Regions from separate parts of the Homo sapiens genome. Here region 1 is linked to region 2. A link is an interaction called in ENCODE POLR2A ChIA-PET data of the cell type or tissue named here. Cell type or tissue: Caco-2. All regions are shown on one strand. Links, peaks and the distances in the headings refer to the core of each region. The heading gives the core; the rest is flanking DNA.

The links. ChIA-PET counts read pairs that join two places held together with the same protein. Peaks named below come from ENCODE experiments on the same cell type or tissue, not always from the same donor. Only the 100,000 strongest peaks of a DNase experiment are listed, where the experiment ranks them.
Region 1: POLR2A ChIA-PET joins it to region 2 with 5 read pairs; 2 of 35 experiments call an interaction of 5 or more read pairs at or near these places.

Annotation. Positions count from the first base shown.
Region 1 is chr3:13,458,507-13,466,302 of GRCh38, reverse strand. It overlaps the pseudogene PRR3P1. Among named protein-coding and RNA genes, the nearest start is that of HDAC11-AS1, 18 kb to the left of the region's middle. RefSeq lists an enhancer at 4,360-4,654. In Caco-2, for the core only: a CTCF peak has its summit at 4,560 (motif pointing right); a DNase peak (open chromatin) is centred at 4,562.
Region 2 is chr3:12,541,333-12,548,030 of GRCh38, reverse strand. It overlaps MKRN2OS (MKRN2 opposite strand), which reads left to right and starts at 2,532. Exons shown (of 4, transcript NM_001195279.2): 1 at 2,532-2,784; 2 at 4,802-4,851; 3 at 6,009-6,171. The coding sequence starts at 2,567. In Caco-2, for the core only: no CTCF peak of the experiment used is centred there; a DNase peak (open chromatin) is centred at 2,490; H3K4me3 peaks cover 998 bases.

The DNA.
Region 1 (7,796 bases), core at 3,129-5,628, 920 kb before region 2:
CTTGAACTCCTGACCTCAGGTGATCTGCCCACCTCAGCCTCCCAAAGTGCTGGAATGAGCCACTGTGCCAGGCTGCATCCTCGGCAGATGGGAATGTGATCTCCGTGACAACCAGCAAAGACCACTCCTGAGGCCCAGATGGTACCGAGGATACCTCAGTGGAGGCTACTGACCCCTCCCACCCATGACTTAGCACCACATTTAATCCCTGGAGAGTGTAGGCGCATCCTAGAAATAGGAAGAAGGGAAATATTGAGTTGCCACCCTACAGGAATAAGATCTGGAAAGAGAAATTAAGATAGGATATAAAAAATAAAGAAAGGTACGATTTGTGCGCAAATTAGTTTATAGACTAGAATTCAAATCCACTACAACTGAGAGAATAATTGGCCTTCAGTGGAATGCAAAGAGGGTGATAAAGACACTAGAATGCAGTGGAAAATGTTCCAGCATTGGAGGGAAAGAATCCTCCCACTCCCTGGAATTGCCCACTTTGAAGTCAGCAGGGTCCTTCAATATTAAGCAGCATGACCCCTCATTTCATAGTCAAAAAAAACAGATGTCCAGGGAGGCTCAATAGCTGGCCTGAGATCTCACAGTCAGCTAATGTGGGGAGCAAGAACCCGAGCCTGTGGTTTTCTCTGCTACACTTGGGTGGCTGCTGGGTCTTGCTGCAAAGACCCAAATTGCTTCTTAATTGGAGTCTCCTGCTTAATTAGCTGCTTCCTGAGCAGCCCGTGCTCCCTGTCTGGAAATCTCAATCAACACCATCTTCTCTAAATTGCTGTGACCTCGCTCTTCTCATCTCTTCCATGCAGGGATTCACTTCTTGGTTTTGCCCAGTGGGACAGCTGGGGAGAGGATGGGCCATGTGGACAGCCTCTGCAGAGAGAAAGCAGCTGTTCTTACCACCATGCCTGCTCCAGGGACTTCAGAGGGCTTCACAACCACCCCAAGAGGGTTGGGACTGGGGAACAGGAAGACTGGGTCCAATCCTGGATTTGCCACTAACTCCCCGTGTGATCTTGGGAAACCTCTGTCACTCTAGGGGCTTCAGTGACCATTAAATTACGGTTTCTCCTCTAAATTAGGGTCACTAGGCTTAGCAAATAAAAATGCAAGATACTGAGTTACATTTGAATTTCAGTAAGCAACACCATTTTTTAGTATAAGTGTGTCCCATGCAGTAAGTGTATTTGAGATATACTTATACCAAAAATTTTTTTTGGTATCTGAAATTCAAATTTAACTAGGCATCCTGTATTTTATCTGACAATCCTACCCCACATGGAAAAATTCTGTTCCATCTGCTGTGCGGAGGCAGCCTGATGAAGCATACACAGCACAGCTTGAGGGTGAGGCAGTCCTGAGTGTGAATCCCAGAACTGCCACCCAGCCTGTGTGATCTTGGGCAAGTCAGTTCACCTCTCTGAACCTCAGTTGCCCAGAGTAGAAAATGGATATATTAATCACTGACTGGTCATCTCTCAGGACTAATTAGTTCTCTCTCAAGACTAGCGAAAGAGACCGGAGGCAGTGGCTCACCCTGTAATCCCAATACTTTGGGAGGCAGAGGCAGGAGGATTGCTTGAGCCTAGGAGTTTGAGGCCAGCCTGGACAGCATGGGGATACCCCGTCTCTACCAAAAAATACAAAAATTAGCCAGGCATGGTGGCACAGGCCTGTAGTCCCAGCTATATTCAGGAGGCCGAGGTGGAAGGATCCCTTGAGCCCAGGAGGGCAAGGCTGCAGTGAGCCGTGATCATGCCATTGCACTCCAGACCCTGTCTCAAAAAAAAGATTAGTGAAAGGACATAATTTAAATCCCTTTATAGACTGCAAAGTTTGCAATAAACTCGAACATTTATTAAGAACCTGCTATAAGCAGGTTATACAACACATTCTACCAAATATTATGGGAAATAGAGATAACAGTGCAATTGGAAAGACATTTGTAAGAAAAGCCCAAGGCTATCTATTTTTCACAGAATCCTTCCATAAAGTGAAATCCCATCAAGAATCTGAATTTGGACTGCTACGAACTGATAAGGAATTTGATGCTTCAGGAAAAAAATTTGTGCAGTCTTGGGAAACAGTCATGCCTGGGCTTGACGTCAGAAAGAGCTGGAGCGATTCCCTTAGACCGACTGGACTTTCACGTTCCCACCGACAGGTATCCCATTTGGGAGGAGACCTGGCTGATCTAGGGTGATCAAAGTCATCAGCTTAGGTGGAATCTTTCTCACCTTGACTTGGGCCTTGGAGATGCCTCTGCGGTCAGGGATGAGCAGACTTCATTTGGTTCCCACCATCCAGAACCCTAGAATGGTGGGAGTCGGTGGAATTGCCAGCCCAGCACCTGTCCTCAGGGAACCAGCTGTTCCCCTCAATCCAGGAGGTTCTCCAGGGGTGGGCATTTAATCCACACGTGGCCACCACAGAGAGTCAGAGACAGGCATGTGAGGAAGACAGGGTCCCAGCATTGTTTGAGCTGGGCCTGAAGCCAGTTCTCCGAGTCAGTAAACTCTGTACCAGTTTGAGCTGGATTTTCTGTCACTTGCCACTGATGGACACATTACTTCAATATGCTCCCTGCTTGGCTAGCCCCAAAGAGAGAAAACCGCATGAGTTAAAGTATGCAGGGAAAGCTTCAAACAGAGAGAAAAGCCACCCAGGGGCTCAGCCCAACGTTTGCGAGGGATTCATGCACGATTTTCACACAATCAGCACCTACTCTTGGTGATGACGGGCAGTCTCCACCTATGTTTAGGACCCAAAAGCCACACTTTTTTGGGCAACTTGAGTGGGGCTTTAGTGGATGTGCTGTCTTCCATGTCCTCCCCTCCTCACCAAGCTCACCCCTCATGATAGCACTAGAGGCTCATCCTAAGTTAGCACCCCCCAACCCAGCTCTCTAGTCCAGAGCATCCCCACCACTATATACATCAGCCACACTCTCTAATCCCCAAGAAACAGGCTGTGCTTCCAGCCTCCCCACCTGGCCTCCTCCTATTACCTCTGCCTGACATCCTCTCTGTGCTGTTCACCCCCATCTTGAATTTGTTAAATATCTACAGGAACAAAGCTCCTGGTCGCCCCTCAGAACCATGTCCCTGTTTGCCCTCCCCTGATTGGCGCTTATCCCACTCCGACAGCCTCCAAGAGCCCTTGGTCTGAATCTCAAATGGAGGGTATTCTGCCATGTCTTGGGTGGGAGGGCCCCAGCCTGAGTCTAAGCTGAGTTTGCCCCTGGGGAGCAGAGCATCTGATGAGCCAACAGGGCTGGGAAGAGGTCACTACGTGGCCATTCTCTACTCAAAGCTAAATATAGGCTCTCTCTGAGCTTCAGTTTCCACATTTATAAATAGCAGGCAGGAAAGAATACTACCTGCCGTGTGTAGTTATTATGAGATTAAATGGCATAACAAATCCATGACTACTATGTCCCACATTACCAGTTACTTGCTGGAATTATATGGTCATTTAACTTGCAGCAAATCAGACATTGAAGGTGGAGGGGGATTGGCTTTTTTTTTTTTGAGACAGAGTTTTGCTCTCGTTGCCCAGAAGGAGTCCAATGGTGTGATCTCGGCTCACTGCAACCTCCGCCTCCCGAGTTCAAGCAATTCTCCTGCCTCAGCCTCCTGTGTAGCTGGGATTACAGGCATGCGCCACCATGCCTGACTAATTTTGCAACTTTAGTAGAGATGGGGTTTCTCTGTGTTGGTCAGGCTGGTCTCGAACTCCCAAACTCAGGTGATCCGCCTGCCTCAGCCTCCCAAAGTTCTGGGATTACAGCCATGAGTCACCACGTCCGCCCTTTTTTTTTTTTTTTCTTTTGAGACAGAGTCTCACTCTGTTGCACATGCTGGAGTGCAGTAGTGGTGCAATCATGGCTCATTGCAGGCTCAATCTCCTGGGCTCAAGTGATCCTCCCACACCAGCCTCCCAAGTAGTTAGGACTACAAGTGTTCACCACCATGCCCAGCTAAATTTTTTTATTTTTCATAGAAACAGGTCTTGCTACATTTTTGAGACTGTTCTCAAACTCCTGGCCTCAAGCGATCCTCCCTCCTTGGCCTTCCAAACTGCTGGGATTACAGGTGTGAGCCACCGCACCCCGTGCAGGTACGACTATTATGAACCCCTTAGCCTTCCCCTTGTTCCCTCCATTCAGACTAGACCTTGGTCTTCACTGTCCCAGGGCAACTAGACCATAGCCAAGCTGAAAAGAAGAAAAAGTTATTTTTAGCTTTTGAACTCCCAAGGACCCTAAATTCCATTAATTCAGGGCCGTTTAAGGAATTTTCACAGGCAAATTGACTATAATGTAAATTGGGTTTAGGCTTTAGCACCTAAACTTCACATAAGGCAGAAGTCCCTTTACATCTCCTTGAGCCTCCTCCTCCAAAACACTGGATTTAGGACCCTGGGGGCTCACTCAGTGCAAAGGGGCCAGCCAGTCCAGGTTGCTAACGTCAGGCGGAGGGGCCCACCCTCAAAGTCTACAGCCTTGCTGCTGCCACAAGAGGGCGCTGCAGAACACCGGCGCTGGGAAGTCTGGGGGACCTTCCTCCTCTGCCAAGGTGACTCCCCCTGGCGGGAGGCCCGAACAGCTCTAGGAAGGTAAGTGTGCACGTGGTGGTCAAGGCCCATGGGGGACAAACCTCATTGTTTACCGTGACGGCTGCTGTGATGATGGGTAATCATTTATTGGGTGTTGCAAGTGTACAATTAGAGAGACTTGAGGGTTTGGTTTTAAGTAAAACAAGTGGTATTTTACTTCTTTGTCTAGGTGAACTAAAAAAGTCACTGTAGAGCAAATTGTGATTTTGAGAAGAGTCATTAACTGGCTCCTCCGAGGTAAATACAAGCAAGTGTGGAGGGGCACCCATGGCCTTGGGAAAAGGAGATTGTAATGGGACCTGCCAGCTACTCAGAGCTAGTGGCTGGGGAAAAGTTGGCAGTTTTGCACTGGGGTCAAATTACCTCTTGGACACAAAGTAATCAAGATCTCAGCCCATTCTCCTTTGAGATTCCACTATAGTAAGCCTGTCTGACCGATTGGGGTGTTTGCGAGAATGGACTTCTAAAGCCACCAAGAGAGAAATCACCTTGGGACATAGAGACTCATGCTCAATGCCAGCTCTTTGTATGTGGAAAGGGGAGCTATACATTGTGCTCAAACTAGTAACCCTGACACGGTGTGCACCATCTGGGGGCAATGGCTGAACATGAGATTATAAACCAAAGCCAGAAGCCGTGTGGGCAGCACTGTGGCCAGCCTCAGGGTCCAAACCAGTGAGAGCATTAGCACAGCCCCAGGTTGCATGGGACTGGACATAAGTCATTGCAGCCAGAAACTGTGCCCTGCTGGAGGCTTGGTCCAGTTCCTTCATTAAGAATTCCTCTGGCCAAATCCCACTGCAGCCTTTGCTGCCGCCACAATGCCGAAATGAAAGAAGCAGAATCAGCACCAGCCCCCGCCACAGCAGCAGCCCCCACTGCCCGAGAGGGAAAAGACTGGAGCTGACGAGGATGGGAGTCCCATCGGATCACCCAGCCTTCTTGAGCCTCCCACCATGGCCATTGGAAAACCTGATGACCCTAAGTCAGCTCCTCACAGAGGTCCTCCAGGAGCAAGGGGACCGCTGATTCTACCGCTGCTGAGCCTCCCACCTCCTCCTCAGGGTAGAGGCCCAATGCCAGGAGGCCTTGGCCCCAGGCCTAGCCCATATGATTGTAGTTGGTGGGGAGTCAATGCTGAACCTCCTTTTCCGGCGCCAGGCCATGGGGGTCCCGCCTGGCAAAGCCTTCACAAAGAACAGAGAAACCCTCAAAGGCTCGAAAGCCGGTCTCTTATCAAGAATACCAGCCCACTAGGATGACCCCCAGGTTATGGAAGACAAATCCCACCACCCAGTCTGTGGACATTTTGCCAAAAAGGACCACTGTCAATATGAGGACCTCTGTGCCTTCCACCACCCAGGCATCAATAGCCCTCCTCTGTGAGACTGTGTCCTCCCATCCAGGGTGGAAGGAGCCATCTGTAACCAGCGGCCATGTATTTCCCTGTGGCCCTGTGATGGCTACTATGAGGCTCTTCCAGCACTCCCAGCCAGTGACACACCCACCCTATCCGCCCCTTCCCCCGTGTGGGGTCCAGAGTTGTGCTGCATCACTGGGGCGAGGTGCACACACTTTCTTCTGACACAGCCTCTAGAGACTTGCCTTTGGGACCAATCCTTGCTCCCTTCAGCTGCCTCCTGGATCTTCCCCTTGTCAAATGACTGCTGAACAGGAAACCTCTTTGGGGCTGTTTTTTGTGCATCTGTCCACCTGTTCCCAGTATTGCCCTCCATTCCTGAGAGCCCTGGAGCAGTTTCTACCCTTCCTTTCTTCTAGCTGCTTGTTTTAAGTCCTTTTCATGTGACACCCCTTACTCCCAGTGTTGTCAGCTGCTCATGGAACTCAGCCAGGTTGTTTAATCTGGGGTCAAGTTTGAGTGACTGATATAGACTTACTTCCTAAAAGGCCACTCTCCCTGCATTTGGATTTCGTAGTTTCTCTGTCGGTAGCACGATCCCCACCGCTACGGCCTTTGATCACTGTGCTTTGTGAAACTCTGCATCCCCTCACAGCCTTTCTCAGTGTCTGTAGCATGTCTGTGACTTCCCAACAATAGAGTAAGTTTTTCTGCCAAAATGAGTAAGGCTCTTGGTGCCCTCTAGACTTTCCACCTCCCAACATGGGGGAATTGTGACCTCTCCATCAGACTGCCTCCTTGGTCCTCCCCATTCTTCCCATTCTTCTCTTGGTGTTGGTCATTCTGGGTCTGACACATGCCCATGAGACGTCTTAAAAAGCCTCGGGTGGCTTTACCCTACCTAGATCCTTTCCAGCTCATTTTAGTTAGACTATGTCATTGGGAGGCCCCCAGTCCTTTCATTTGAATTCTGTGAATCTCCACCTTGCTTATCTTTGGGTGGAACGTGGAAAGTACTGTCACCCTCTTCCAACCCTCTTTCCCTACATCCCTGGCACTGATTGTTTTCTGTGAAAATGGCAGAGAACAGGTTAAGTTTCGAACTGGCCCTCAGGAAATGGGTCAGGAGTTGAATGGGCAAGAGGGAGGGATGAGAGCTGTTGGAGAAATGAGAATGAGTTTTTGTGTGTGTGTAACTTTTTTTATATATTAGTAATAAATGCAGTGAAAACAAACAAACAGAAAAAAGAGTTCTGGGTCTGAGCACAGTGGCTCCCTCCTATAATTCCAGCACTTTGGGAGGCTGACGCAGGAGGATTGCTTGAAGCCAGGAGTTTAAGACCAGCCTGGGCAAAAATAGCAAGACCCCTTTTCTGCAATAAAATAAAATAAGAAAAAAGTTAGCTGGGCATGATGGTGCACGCCTGTAGTCCCAGCTACTCAGGAGGCTGAGGTGGGAGGACATTTGAGCCCAGGAGTTCCATACTGCACTCCAGCCTGGGTGACCGAGCGAGATCCAGTCTCTAGTAAAAACTTTTAAAAAATAAAAAGGAGTTCCTTTCAATTGCTGGAGTGAGTAATTCCCCAAAGCTGTCCCAAAATTTGGGAAGAGAAACAATACTTGTCTAGTATGTGCAGTTTCAGGCCTGTTGTAATTTGCAAAATTCGAGGTGAGCTCAACTATCCCCCCAAGCTGCTAAATAAATCACAAGCAAGTTTCCCTTCATTTTGTCATTATTGTCAGTGAAGGCCCCATCCTTTAGACTCAGCACCTACCTGGGGCTTCTCTTTTCCTTTTCATGTTTACTCC
Region 2 (6,698 bases), core at 1,435-3,934:
GCCGTACCATGTGGTTTGTATTAATAATGAACAATCTCAGGTCTTTGTCACCTGAGCTGAGTGTCTAGCTATAACCTCTCTGCCTTCACTGTAACAAGAGAAGGTTGGTTGAAATGATTTCTGAGGTCCTTTCTAGTTCTGTGAGTCTGATGATCATTCTCATGTTATAACACTGGAGATGCACTTTTCTGCATTTCAGCATACTGTAATTTATTTAAATGTACATTGTGAAATACTTAACCCTCCTGAAGTGCCTTTACCTGCCATGACACCTTCTCTGTGGGTCTCCCCCTTAAGACTGCTTATCTTTGGAATTACAGGCATCAATTAGGCCTTGGTTAAAGTGTAGTACAACCAAAATGTGGGTTCCCATGAAATCTGAAATGAACTAGACCTGTATCACTGATATTGTGGAAAAGTTTCCAAGATGAGGCAAAAACACAAATTTCAAAACAGTATACAATATAACAATATTGAGGGTTTTTGTTTTGTTCTGTTTTTCTCTTGTCACCCAAGCTGGGTACAGTGGTGTGATAATGGCTCACTGCAGCCAAGACCTCATGGGCTCAAGCAGTCCTCCCACCTCAGCCTCCCAAGTAGCTGGGACTACAGGTACACACCACCAAATCTGGCTAATTTTTGTATTTTTTGTAGAGATGAAGTCTTGTCATGTTGCCCAGGCTGGTCTTGAACTCCTGGGCTCAAGCGATCCACCTGCCTCAGCCTCCCAAAGTGCTGGGATTATAGGTGTGAGCCACCATGCCCAGCCAATATTGAGCTTTAAAAGAATCTAACATACCATTAATTTTCTCCAGAAAGTAGAATATGGTGGGTGGAAATGTTATGTGAGAAACAAGGGGCATTACTTTTTTTCCAAATATTTTTATGGAATTGCTTATTTTATTTATTTATTTATTTATTTAGAGACAGGGTCCCACTCTGTCGCCCAGGCTAGAGCACAGTGGGATGATCTTGGCTCAAGGCACCCTCGACCTTCCAGGCTCAAGCACTCCTCCCATCTCAGCCACCTGAGTAACTGGGACTACAGGCGTGCACCAGCACACCTAGCTAAAAATTATTTTTAAATTGTACACCCCATCTACCCTGATGTGATTATTGCACATTGTATGCCTGTATCAAAATATCCCATGTAGGCTGGGTGCGGTGGCTCACGCCTGTAATCCCAGCACTTTGGGAGGCTGAGGCAGCAGGATCACCTGAGGTCAGGAGTTTGAGACCAGCCTGGCCGACATGGTGAAACCCCATCTCTACTAAAAGTACAAAAATTAGCTGGGTGTGGTGGCGGGCACCTGTAATCCCAGCTACTCAGGAGGCTGAGGCAGAATTACTTGAACCCAGGAGGCGGAGGTTGCAGTGAGCCGAGATCACACCACTGCACTCCAGCCTGGCGACAAGAGTGAGACTCTGTCTCAAAAAAAAAAAAAAAAAAAAAAATCCCATGTACCCTTTAAATATATACACCCATTATGTACCCACAAAAATAAGAAAATTAAAAAATTATTTTAAAATTGAAAAATTATATACTGCATATAATAAAATGCACAGCTTGATGATTTTTCACAAATGGAATACTCCCATATTATTAACACCCAGATGAGTCACAACAGCCCTGGACCCGAGAAACCACCTCTGTCCTCTCCCAGTCAGTATCTCCCTCCTGTAACCGCTATCCTTATTTCTAACAGGGCTGTTAACTTTTTAAAAAAATCCCCAGAACATTCTGGATGTTAATTTTTTTATAAGCAAAATTACTTTTATAATATAAAATGTCAAAATAAAATAGCCTTAAATAAGGATTTATTTATGCAACAACAAATGATCTAACCAATTCTGGGAACACAAAAGTAAAGGTCTCCAATTTCAAGAAGCTCACAGACTAACGGGAGAAACAAAACTAAATGATTAAATAACAGTTCTAGGCTTGGTGCAGTGGCTCATGCGTGTAATTCCAGCTCTTTGGGAGGCTGAGGAAGGCCTCTTCAAGTCCAGCCTGGCCAACATGGTGAAACCCCCATCTCTACCAAAAAACACAACAATTAGTTGGGTATAGTGGCGTGTGTCTGTAGTCCCAGCTACTCCGGGAGGCTGAGTGGGGAGAATCACTTGAACCTGAGGGTGGAGGTTGCAGTGAGCCAAGATCGTGCCACTGCACTCTAGCTTGGGTGACAGAGTGAGACCCTGTCTCTAAATAAATAAATAAGAGTTCTGACGGAAATATGAATCCAGCGCTGCCACTGCAAGGGAAGACTGGGGGAAGCTGACAAAACTTCCACAGAAAAGTGAGGCTTTAAAGGATGAATAGGAGCTGGCAGTTATCAGTTACCATAAACAATGGAAATAAACAAATAGAAACTAGCTCTTTAAGATACAGTCTATGGGGAGGCCTGGCTACTGGTTAATCCTATCTGGTTTGGCTTCTGAAGCCATCAGTCAGGATGACATCACCATTGATCAGGTTCCTTGGGGCGGTGTGCATTCGCCAGGTGTATAATGAGGAAAAGGAAGTCTCCGGAAACCTCCCCTAGCATTCCAGGAGGCGAAAGCTATGCACTGCGCAGAGGCTGGGAAGGCTTTAATTAAATTCAACCACTGTGAGAAATACATCTACAGCTTCAGTGTGCCCCAGTGCTGCCCTCTCTGCCAGCAGGACCTGGGCTCGAGGAAGCTGGAGGACGCACCTGTTAGCATCGCTAATCCATTTACTAATGGACATCAAGAAAAATGTTCATTCCTCCTCAGACCAACTCAGGGGACATTTCTTAGGTACAGTGTTTTTTACAGTGTTAAATTGCATTGTGCAAACTTTTCCTTCTGTTTTAGTCACTAAAGTTTCCTTTTCTTAATACATAATGTGTGAGGTTTGGTGGACAATTTTTTCGGTGCTTTGGCTTTAAATCCTGAGATGCAGTCCTACTGGCTTCATAAAAACAGATGGTGTGCATATGTTCCTGCAGTGACAAGTGCAAGAATATATGTGGAATATATGAAGAGTAAACCTGCTCATATGATTTTCAGAGAGAAAAATATGTGCTCAGAGGCTAACCAGGAAAATGACCCAGCAGCTAATCTTATCTAAATAATACCTTTACTGTCAGTTAATTTGTAGTTTCAGTGACAAACAGGTACAACCTACAGGGCCCGATGAACGGGCACTTGCAGACTATTTTGTATGGAGGCAAATTAAACTGAAGACTAGAACTGATCTATTTCCACTGTAGACACCACCTGGCTTTAAGAACAAATTCAGTTCTCTCTTGCTGAGAGCGCTAGCATAAACAAAAAGGATGAATTAGAAAGCAAAAGAAAGGATTATACCTTTTTTTTTTCCCCGAGACAGAGTTTCGCTCTTGTTGCCCAGGCTGGAGTGCAATGGTGTCTCAGCTTACTGCAACCTCCACCTCCCGGGTTCAAGCGATTTTCGGGAGCCTGCCTCAGGCTCCCGAGTAGCTGGGATTACAGGCGCCCACCACCACACCCGGCTAATTTTTGTATTTTTAGTAGAGACGGGGTTTCACCATGTTGGCCAGGCTGGGCTCAAATTCCTGACCTCAGGTGATCCACCTGCCTCAGCCTCCCAGAGTGGTGGGATTACAGGCATCAGCCACTGTGCCCCGCCAGGTTTATATTTTATTGTCCCCGTGGAGTTTACCAATAGGATTAGGATCGGCCCAGCATAAGCCAGGCTTTAGGTGAGCATGGGTCATAGAATGTTGGTGTATGCTTTAGGAAATATGTTCAGCTCCTGCGTATCATTAGTCTAATGCTCCCTAGAGTTTACCCTCCTAACTTCCTGTCCCCTCAAGAGTGCTGGTTTTGAATAAGAAAATGGGAGTTGACTACTCACCTTCCTGCCTACTAACTTCCTTAATTTCCTTCTGGTCCCTATGAGGATTAAATGAACCAAAGTATGTAAAAGGTTTTGGTCATACTGTTAGGTGCTAAATAGACAGCATCCCTGGGCCTTGCTCAGGGAGGCAGCCAACGCAGAAAGGACATTACAGGCTCTGGCGTCATAAAGCCCCTGATTCCTATCCTGGTTCTTTTAACCAGCTCCAGGTATCTCTGGTTCCTTATCTGTAAAACAAAGATTAAAACTGTTATTTTTTTTTTTTTTTTTGAGACCAGGGTCTTACTCTGTTGCCCAGGGTGGAGTGCAGTGGTGCAATCTCGGCTCACTGCCACCTCCGCCTCCCAGGTTCAAGCGATTCTCGTGTCTCAGTCATCCGAGTAGCTGGGATTACAGGTGCCCTCCACCATGCCCAGCTAATTTTTGTATTTTATTTTTTAGTAGAGACGAGGTTTCGCAATGTTTTCCAGGCTGGTCTCGAACTCCTGGCCTCAAAAGATCCTCCCACCTCAGCCTCCCAAAGTGCTGAGATTACAGGCGTGAGCCACTGCATCCAGCTGGCTCTATTTATTTTCTTGGACAGACTCTCGTTCTATCCCCCAGGGTGGAGTGCAGTGGTGCGATCATGGCTCACTGCAATCTCCACCTCCCGGGTTCAAGCTATTCTTGTGCCTCAACCTCCCGAGTAGCTGGGATCACAGATGCACACTAACACACCTGGCTAATTTTTGTATTTTTAGTAGAGATGGGGTCTTGCCATGTTGGCCAGGCTGGTCTCAAACTCCTGGCCTCAAGTGATCTGCCCGCCTTGGCCTCCCAAAGTGCTGGGATTACAGGTCTAAGCCACTGTGCTCGGCATCCTCCTACTTTAAATGCCAATTCTTCATGCCAAATACATGCAAACCAAAAAAAAACAAACCTTGTTTCTTTCAGAGAGTATGATGGAAGGTCTGATCTTCATGTTGGAATAACTAACACAAATGGTAAGTGCAGTTTTGTAGCTTAAAAAACCCCTACTACCCAGCAAAAGGAAAGCAGTATTTGTGGAGATTTGATTATGGCAACATCTAATAAGTGATTCCATTGTTCACTGGGTTCTTGTACTGCACCATGAGGTAGGCATTGCCCACAAATGAGAAATATTTGACTTTATGGCAAATTATCACTAACAATACAAAATATTTGAAAGCTCTTTAACGTTTTCTCAGTGAGGAGCCTCACAAACCTGTACATTTTTTATTGGTTTTTAAAAGAGGAAGAAATAGATGTCCAGTGAGATTGACTTGCCCAAGACCTCCCATCTTGTGTCTGAAGCAGAATTTGGAACCAGGCCCTCTGACTTCCAATCCTATGCTCAGCCGACTACCACTGGGTCCCCACATTCTAGGGACGTCAGGAGTAAAGCAGGATGTGGTGGGGCCTGCAGTGTTTTTTTTTTTTTTTTTTTTTTTAAGGAAAGTGAAGATTAAACAAAACTTCCTTTGGCCACCTATAGCTCTGAGGGCAGTGTGCAACCCTTCAGCCAGAAGCTTTCTTGTCTGCAGGAAAAGGTCCTGGGTGGAGCCACCTGCAGGATGTGTAGCCTGGATATGGTGAGGCAGGTGAGGCACCTACCCAGGCCTCACAGGTGAAGTCTAATAACAGCCTTTCCTTACCCGCTGAGGCAAGAGAAACTGATACTGTGATCAGAAACCCAGAACAGTTCTGGACTTAGTTACCCACAAGAACAGTCATACTTACCACTCATCTTTAGCAGGTGGAAATTTATTCCTGATTTAAGGAAACAAGATTGACCCATTGGTAAATAGAGAACTTCAATAAAAATATTGGAGATGATGATCCTGGTGCCTATCATTGTCTCTGTTTCCTGGGGGCAACTTCACAGCCCTCAACAGCAGGTAGAGCTAGAACTGGGTTTCTCTCAAGGAAATGATTGCTGATAACAGGGAAGGCTACAAAAATCCCTCCATGACTGTAGGCAAATCTAAATCTCATTAGGTGGATGGAAGATTCTAGAACCTCCACCCTGGATTTATGTTACGTAAAGTTACCACATGGCTACTGTCATTTTCTGATGTCTCTTTTTCACAGAGGTGTGTGTTTCCTTGGGGCTCCACATGACTTTGGTTTTGATTTGCAGGGGTTGTGTATAATTACAGTGCACATGGTGTCCAGCGAGACGGAGAAGGGTGGGAAGAGAGCATAAGCATCCCATTACTGCAGCCCAACATGTATGGAATGATGGAGCAATGGGACAAGTACCTGGAAGACTTCTCCACCTCGGGGGCCTGGCTGCCTCACAGGTACACGACTGCAAATGCTGCCCCCTCGCTGACACTCACATGCTATGCAAGTGGGATCCCCGTGTAGCCTCAGCTCACAGAGGACTCAGCAGCACTTAGCTTCATGTTGAGCCGATACAGACATATTAGCATCTCTAACAGAATTTAAACAGAGGTTGAACTACCCTAGGTTTTCTGCAGAGGTGGGTCAGCATACACATACAACAAAATCACAGCGTTGTAAGAGCTGAAAGGTCTAGAACCTGTATTCAGTTATTTTAGTTATGTGACAAGGTATTTTTACACATAAATAGCAAGTCACGATATTATATTTCCTTAAAAATTAAAAAAAACAATATTCAGGCTGGGCACAATGGCTCTCGCCTGTAATCCCAGCACTTTGGGAGACTGAGGCAGGTAGATCACCTGAGGTCAGAAGTTCGAGACCAGCCTGGACAACATGGTAAAACCCCGTCTCTATTAAAAATACAAAAATAGCCAGGCGTGGTGGTGGACGTCTGTAGTCCCTACTTGGGAGGCTTGGGCAG